2 separate regions of the Homo sapiens genome follow, and region 1 is linked to region 2. Evidence: read pairs that join two places in POLR2A ChIA-PET (ENCODE). Cell type or tissue: B cell. All regions are shown on one strand.

Region 1 (4,000 bases), 390 kb before region 2:
CATACTTGGATGAAGGCACTCCAACTCTGCTCAAAGCAAAAACTAGTGTGATCCTGTTGTAAAATTTTCTTTTTCTCTGAAAAAGGCAAGCAAGGGTGCATGCACAGTGTGGAGAACTGTCAGGGTTATGGGAACGCTCTGGGGTCTGGGTGGGCATAGTCGCTGGGTCCCTGGGTCTTAGGACCCAACAAGCACCTCCATGATGTGGTCCAGCTCTGTGAGGTCCATTTTGAAAGGCTGACTTGGGGTGACAGGCTGACTGCTGTAAGGAGCCAGAGTTTTGAGGAGGTCGTCGGCAGACACAGGGGCCATTTTTGAGGCTGTCCCTGATGAGGAAGTGCAGGGGTCAAAATCATACATGGACGTATCAATGTCAGCAAACAGGATGTCATCCAGGGTCAAGTCTGTCAGGAAACCCGTGGACGTCGTTATTTCAAAATTCCCAGGCAGAGAGTCCATCAGTTTTGAGTCATCTGCGCGGCTCTCTTGAGGACCGTCGAGTTTCTGGGTGCCAGCCTCGCTGGAGGTCCCTTTCACACTGTCAGTCGCAGCCGTGGCCGCCTCTGTGGAGGTAGATGTGGGACAGAGCTCCTCGATCTCGTCCAAGGCAGAGGAGAAACTGTCCTTTTCTGGCAAGAGGGCTGGAGGTGACAGTTTGGTGGGAGCCGTGGGCTGCATGGCCTGGGAGGTGCAAAACGTGTCATCGTCGTCCTCGAGCAGTGAGGCCGGGGTGAGGCAGGCCTCCAGGGGCGTAGTGCTTCCGAGGTCGCAGGGGTGGGAGGACGGGGACGCCAGGTGGCTGAAGGCCGGCGGGGCCTCTCGGTAGCTGTCGCTGGGCTCGGTGGTGGGCTGGGAGGAGGGGGTGAACATGGGCCTCAGGCTGCCTTCCTGTTTGAGTTCCTCCTGGATCCGCCTCAACATGTTGTTAATTAAAACGGTCTTTTGCAAGCTGGGCTCTGTCAGGGGCCTGTGGTTATAGAGTTTCATAAGGGAAATGTTGAAGATAGTCTGGCGCTGTAAGGTGTAAGACACCTTGGATGGACCGTCACAGGGAGACACGATTTTGCCTTCCAGCCCATCTTCATGCTCATCAAACTTCCGTTTTCCTCCTTTACCCAACATATATCTGCAGAGGGGAGAGAGAGGAAATGGCATTAATCACATGAAAGCTGATTTCTCCCATAAAAAAAGAGACTGATTTAGAGGGCAGGACTTGGACCTCAGTTTCCTGCCCAGGGTTATTTACAAGTACACGTGGATTAATTAGGGGTGGGAGGAAGGAAGACCTTTTACAATAAGAGAGAGTTAGAAAATCCACCTTTGTATGCCTGTGGAGCAATTTTTATCACTAGGTAGTCTGGTGAGTGTATTTCTTGAGAAATGTGTACGACACAGACAAGTTAAGAATTACCATGGAAACCATGATTTTGACTTTCTCAGCTCATGTGCTTGTGTTCGCATGCCTAAGATTATCATGCAGGTTCGATTTCCCTCCCCCACGTAGATTTATTTTTAAAGCCCAAGAAAACACTTACAATGCTATGACCTAAACAGATACAGGTGTCATAGATTACAGCTTGAGCACTTCTTAAAGGATTAAAAGAACCAAGTTAAAGAAAGGTAACATGTATAATTTGGGTAGAACTGTGTGTGCTTTCAAAATGCTTTTCCTTCCTCATTAAGCACGGAGTCTTTCTGCCTGGTTGGGGACATGTGGTGAAGCACTGCACCTGTGTTAAATGACCACAGTGACTGAGCCGCCGCCACTTTTCATTTAGAATCAAGGGGAGGAATGCGTATGTCCCAGCCTAAGTTCTTCCTTGGCTCAACTTCATCCACACACAGTTATGTTTGAAGACAACTGGATTAATTTTGAAGTAATTAGCTCTGATTATAAGCATTGCTGTTTGGGTACTCGAGACATTTCCTAACAAACTACCTCCTGTGATTCCAGAGATACATGCATATTTTGAGGAAACCATGACCTCATATCTCAGACCCTGAGAATCTGGTAATGGGTTGAATTTTAAAACTGCAGCCAGGAACTCCTGCCCCATCTTGCCTGCTGCTCACAGGCCAGGCTGTGTCCTCTCTTGCTCTGGCCTTAGTGAATACATTTTATCAACTGGTTGTCACCTTCTGGGGAGTGGGCCTTCCAACTTTCCAAGATCATGTGACATCGTCACAACCTCCTTTCAGAACTTCTACTGTCTAAACAGAACAATCTCAAGTTCATTAGCCTTTGCCTCAAAGATCTCACTTTCTAACCATTTAACAAGAAACCTGTCTTTTGGTGTTCGGACCAGGATCGTGGTTCGAATGAAGCCAGGCCCATGCTTGCTCCCTCACCGTCCCCGCCTCCAGCTACAGCACTCTCAGGGACTCCTGCTAATCCTGTCCTCAGTGTGACTCACTCTCATGTCTTCATATACAGGCAACTGCTTTGTAGTTATTCAATTTCTCTTCTAAATGCCACTTACCTTTTAATGAACTGCTTCAGCTGATTGATCACACCTCATTCAATCCTTTAATAACTTATCCACATCTACACTGTCATAGGCATTTGGCCAGGCCCAGTGGGGAGTCCCACATGAACACCCTGGCCTTCAAGAGGCTAAATAGCCCCTCCTACACCTGATCACCATTTTGAATTTCAAGTCTCGACCTAAAGAAATAAGGCTAAATGGAATATAAACTTCACAGAACTTCTTTCTCATACTTTGTCACAAAGCAGGCCATGCTGCCCTCAAGGCCAGTATACAGGTAGACATGGAGCCTGCCACTTGGGGTAACCGTCTTACCTCATGTCTCATGAGGTCTCCAGAAGAGACAGATGAACAAGCTGCGACCTATCAACATCAGAATCGGCTTGAGATTTGTTAATACTTATGAAGAATGTGGAGTTACTTGCATGAAACATTTCCCCTCATTTTGTTAACATTTAAAAAATGGCTGTCAATGTCAATCACAATGACCAGTCCAGTAATTAATTGTTCTTCAGGGCAATAAAGGTTATGATAGTAACAGTTGGTTTGTCTAATACTTCAAGTGATAGACATATTTCCTACTGTTTAGTGCTAAAATTCTCATCTGTGTATTTACTTTGCATAGAACATTTCCTATCTAAAGTATCTGTTTAAACTTGAAGGTGAATCAGAGTGGAGGTGGTTTCATCTCATATTGCAAAACGTTTTCTACTTCATGCATGAGAGGTACTACTGGACAACTGGGTTTTGAAACATAACTGTATTCACAGGTATGCTATTGGTATTTGCTTATAATTTAAGCATTTAAATACTTATAGAAAAATTTCACTTTTGCTAAAGAGCTAAGTGCATTTAATTCTCATATAAAGTTCTAAGATTTATGTTATGTTATAATGTGATCATGGCAACATACTTAAATGTGTGAGTACACAGATACATACACACTCTAAAATAGTGTTTCTCAAAGTGTGGCCACAGATGGTGCCTGTCTGCGAACTGTTACTGGTCCACGATGAGGTATGTAGAGAGAGACATTTTATTATTTAGAAACTTCTACAGCAAATTTACACAGTAACTGTTATGTCTGTACATGGAATTTTTAAAATGGGGCTTCTATTTTCCATAACTTTGTATTTTTATTTCATTTTATGATAATTATTTTTATTGTGTCTTACTGAAGTCTGTGAAAGATTGGGGGGCCAGGGAACCAAGAGAGCCCCTAATCACAGAAAGCTTGAGAAGCACTGTCCGTAAGTGTAAAACAAAATACAACCGAAAACAAACTAGCTTATTGCCACTGTGGATTTTTATCGGTTTTCTGGAGGAGAGGTAACATTTAGGGAAGATGGTGTAGACTCTTCTTACAGTCATCAATGCAGAATTGTCTTTTTAAAGACTTGTTACTAGAACAAACAACAGGGCTTTTTTAATACTGCATTTTTCTAGAAATAATCACTGAATCTACAGAATTCACCTATTTAAAAAGTATACAGGCCATGCAAAATATTATAGGC
Region 2 (4,000 bases):
CTTTCTAACATGTTGTGGTAAATCTGTTCAGATACTGCTCATCTGACTGTTTTGTACATGTGACAATTGCCTTAAAACCTAGCACAGTCCTCAGAAATGAATACCGTGTTTCCACTGGAATCTGCAGTTCCTTTATTCCCTTCTTGTGTGTTGAAGCGGCACTTGCTGATGGAGGAGCTGTTGCTCTTCTAGGAGATGGGCTTTGGGTGACTAAAGGGATTTGTTTTCCTTGCTCCATTCATCAGGCACGAGCCCCTAAGTCAGGGCAGGCATGCTCAGGGGGCAGTGCTACCGCCGGAGCTGCTGTCGCTGATCCTTTTGCGGCCACCTGCTTGCAACTGGGAAGCGTCAAGCTGCTCAGGGGCTTCCCACTCCACACCAGCAGGGCTCTTGTAAAAAGTGTGTGGTTTTGCCACATACCTCCATAAAGTTATGTCTTGTCAGAACGACTAGGTCAACAGGCCCTAACTGAGCATCTACTGTAAGGCAAGCATTAAGTAGGAACAACAGGAAGAAAGCCCCAGGCCCTAGAATTCTGGGAAAGTCCCTGAAAGAGAGCAGTTGTCCATGCCTCTACTATGGCACCACCACACCTCGCCCATGCTTTTATATAATCTTGTTTTCAATGACACCACATTCCAGCAACATTAGGGAATCTAGACACCTCTTATAATAGGAATTATCCTGCAAACAGAGTGGAAACCTCTGAAGAAACAGATCCCCTGTCTGACCTGAACATTTCCAGCTCTTCATATAATACAGGAACTGGTTTTCATTTCTGGGCAATCCCCAAAGGATGAGGAGAGAGTTCACACCGATCAGGGGCCTGATGGGGCCTGCTAGGAGTAACGATTTGGATTCTTACCCTGGAGTGTGGTTGCCTTGACTCTCTGTTGTGGAGAGTGTTTGGAGGTTGGGATTAGTACTTGATGAGTCAGTTTTCTGATGTAACCAGACCAAGAGGAGCAAATCTACACTCAAACCATCTCTTCCCTGGGGATCAGAAGGAGCGCTGATCTGATGAGCTACTTGAACCTGCTCACGGGAACTGTAAATTGTGTCTGAATAGCACAGGCGATGTAGCAGGGAGGACCATGGGCTGTCTGGGTTCCACTCCCAGCTCTGCTGCTTGCTTGCTGCATGACCCTGGGCATGATAACCTCTCCATGGCTTAGTCTCATATTTAAAATTGGGAGACCGAGTGCAGTGGCTCACACCATCATCCCAGCACTTTGGGAGGCCAAGGCAGGAGGATTGCTTGAGGCCAAGAGTTTGAGACCAGCCTGGGCAGCAAAACAAGACCCTGTCACTATAAAAAAAAATTTAAAAATTAGCTGTGCATAAAAAATTAGCTGCACACCTATAGTCCCAACTACTCCAGAGGTTGGGGTAGGAGGATCACTTGAACCTGGGAGGTCAAAGCTGCAGCGAGCCATGATCATGCCATTGCAGTCTAGACTGGGTGACAGTGAGAGTCTGTTTCAAAAAATATATATATTTTTTTTAAAAAAAGTTTTTTTTTAAAAAAAGAAAAGCCTTGGCTGGGCGCGGTGGCTCACACCTATAATCCCAGCACTTTGGGAGGCCAGGGTGGGCAGATCACTTGAGGTCAAGAGTTCAAGACCAGCCCGGCCAACATGGTGAAACCCCATCTCTACTAAAAATACAAAAATTTAGCCAGGTGGGGTGGCACGTGCCTGTAATCCCAACTACTTGGGAGGCTGAGGCAGGAGAATCACTGGAACCCGGGAGGCGGAGGTCTCAAAAAAAAAAAAAAAAAAAAAAGAGCCTTTTACCCAAACATGTATAACTGATGAAGTTCAACATTGTAAGTTAAAGTGTGGTCTGAATCTAGGCAACTGATTATGCTTACATAGGCGGGGCTGCCTCAGCATGCAGTTCCGCAGGGCACCATTCATGTATTCTGTGCGAATGGAGCTTGCAGGAGTTGTGCGGTACATAGCCTTCCTGGCCATAACATGGCAGCCCTGAACTGTGGGGTCAGTTGCAGTTAAAAGCTTTGATTCTCAACTCGAACGTAAAGCATGTTGAATCTGTCTTCCCTATAAATTGTTTCCCTTTTAATAGTTATGGGCCAATCAGTTTCAAAGCAATAGGGTTGCAGTCTAGAGGAACTTCCTTAATCAGCTTCACTAGTCATGATTTTTCCATTTGTGGTGTTCCTCTAACAAAGCATCTGTGTTTGTGGCTATGCACTTTGTGGTATCAATGAACCTTTTCTCTCTCTAGTCCTCAGAGCACCCTGGGTTGGCTAGCTGGATTGCTCACATGCCTTCCTCACCTCCAAGCCCCTCTAAGACAACCAATCTCATGACAAAAGCATGGCCCTGAGATCTTGTGAGTGGTAGCCCACTCCATTCAGTCCTTCCAGAAACACAGTACAACAATGGTCAGGCCTGAAAGAGCCCCGATGCTAAAGAGCACAGTGTTATAAACCCAACAAACTGATCTACAGGGGAGAAGTCAGTTTCATAGTTTCCTTTAGGTGCGGGGAGAGCAGCCTGTGGAAGTGCTGGGAATGCTCTATTTCTTGATCTGGATGGGTGTTTGCTTTGTGATAATTCATTAAGCTATACACTTATGTGGCTTGTTTGCTTTTGGGGGATGGAGTCTCGCTCTCTCACCCAGGCTGGAGTACAGAGGTGCCATCTCGGTTCACTGCAACCTCCACCTCCCGGGCTCAAGTAATTCTCCTGCCTCAGCCTCCCGAGGAGCTGGGATTACAGGCTTGCTCCACCACACTCAGCTAATTTTTGTATTTTTTTTAGTATAGACGGGGTTTCGCCATGTTGGCCAGGGCTGGTCTAGAACTCCTAACCTCAAGTGATCTGCCCGCCTTGGCCTCCCAAAGTGCTGGGATTACAAGCCATTTATGTTTAATAAGTGTACGCTTTTACTTTTCACAAAGTGAGAAGAAAAAACCAGGGGTGTAGGAGCGGGGTGGTAATTAGGGCCCAATGGAAGACTCTCTGTAGCGGTTACCAGTCACTTTGGATGACCATGTCTTTTCTTGGCTGTCCTGTGAGCCATCAGAAATTATCTCAGCTAATTACACCTTGGTCATCTAGAGCAATGGTCAGCAAACTATGGCTCACAGGCCACAGCCAGCCCACTGCCTGTTTCTGTACGGCCCATGGGTAGTGCCCCAGCACATTAGCAGCATGAGCGACAGAGGCCAAGCGTGGGTGTTTCCCTCCACCCCGTCAGGGCTGACTTGCCCATGAGGCACAGGACTCGCAGGACCTGAGGCCCACAATGCTTTTAGGGGCCCACAAAATTATTATTATTATTTTGAAACAAGGTGTTGCTCTGTTGCCCAGGCTGGAGTACGGTAGCATGATCACAGCTCACTGCAGCCTCCACCTTCTGGGCTAAAGCGATTGTCCCACCTTAGCCTCCCAAAGTGCTGAGATTACAGGCATGAGCCGCTGCTCCAGCCCTACAAAAATATTTTCATTTGCTTTTAAATCAGAAAAATGTCCCCAGGACATTGGGATGACGTACGTGAACAGGTGGCTTGACACTCATAGCAGGGACGCATGGATGATTTTCCTATTATCAGTTTTTGGTCTGCAACAAAATGAGGTACTGAAATTCTGGCAAGTCTTTGCCGAGCCCTAGGATGACTTGGGCTTGTAGGGCTCCCCAGGGGAGCAGCCCCCATTAGCAGAACCTCCCCCCACACCCCACACCCCACACCCCTACACACAGAGAAAGTGGGCATAGCAGGGTCTCTTCCTCAATAAAGTGCTAGCTGAGGAGTCACTTGTCCAGGAATCCCTGATCTCACCCATTTCCACTTCACTAAAGCACACTGAAAAGCATTAGCCTGATATATACAAGATACCTGATGTATACATATCCATGGAGATTTAAGAAAGAAAGCAACCATCAACTGCTAAAATACTTCCCTGGAAGCTCAGCTCTTCCATCAAAACCCAAATCCAATCTGTCCCTAAGAGTGAGAGTCAAGGACAAA

Evidence for each region. ChIA-PET counts read pairs that join two places held together with the same protein. Peaks named below come from ENCODE experiments on the same cell type or tissue, not always from the same donor. Only the 100,000 strongest peaks of a DNase experiment are listed, where the experiment ranks them.
Region 1: POLR2A ChIA-PET joins it to region 2 with 6 read pairs; 2 of 35 experiments call an interaction of 5 or more read pairs at or near these places.

What each region holds. Positions count from the first base shown.
Region 1 is chr2:64,635,750-64,639,749 of GRCh38, forward strand. SERTAD2 (SERTA domain containing 2) reads right to left here. Exons shown (of 2, transcript NM_014755.3): 2 at 1-1,126. The coding sequence starts at 1,122. The coding sequence ends at 178. It overlaps SERTAD2-AS1 (SERTAD2 antisense RNA 1), which reads left to right and starts at 1,175. Exons shown (of 2, transcript XR_940172.3): 1 at 1,175-4,000. In B cell, no CTCF peak of the experiment used is centred here; DNase peaks (open chromatin) are centred at 962 and 1,602; H3K4me3 peaks cover 1,603 bases; H3K27ac peaks cover 3,780 bases.
Region 2 is chr2:65,023,746-65,027,745 of GRCh38, forward strand. SLC1A4 (solute carrier family 1 member 4) reads left to right here. Exons shown (of 8, transcript NM_003038.5): 8 at 1-120. Among named protein-coding and RNA genes, the nearest start is that of LINC02576, 5.0 kb to the right of the region's middle. In B cell, no CTCF peak of the experiment used is centred here; DNase peaks (open chromatin) are centred at 2,116 and 3,546; H3K4me3 peaks cover 417 bases; H3K27ac peaks cover 2,225 bases.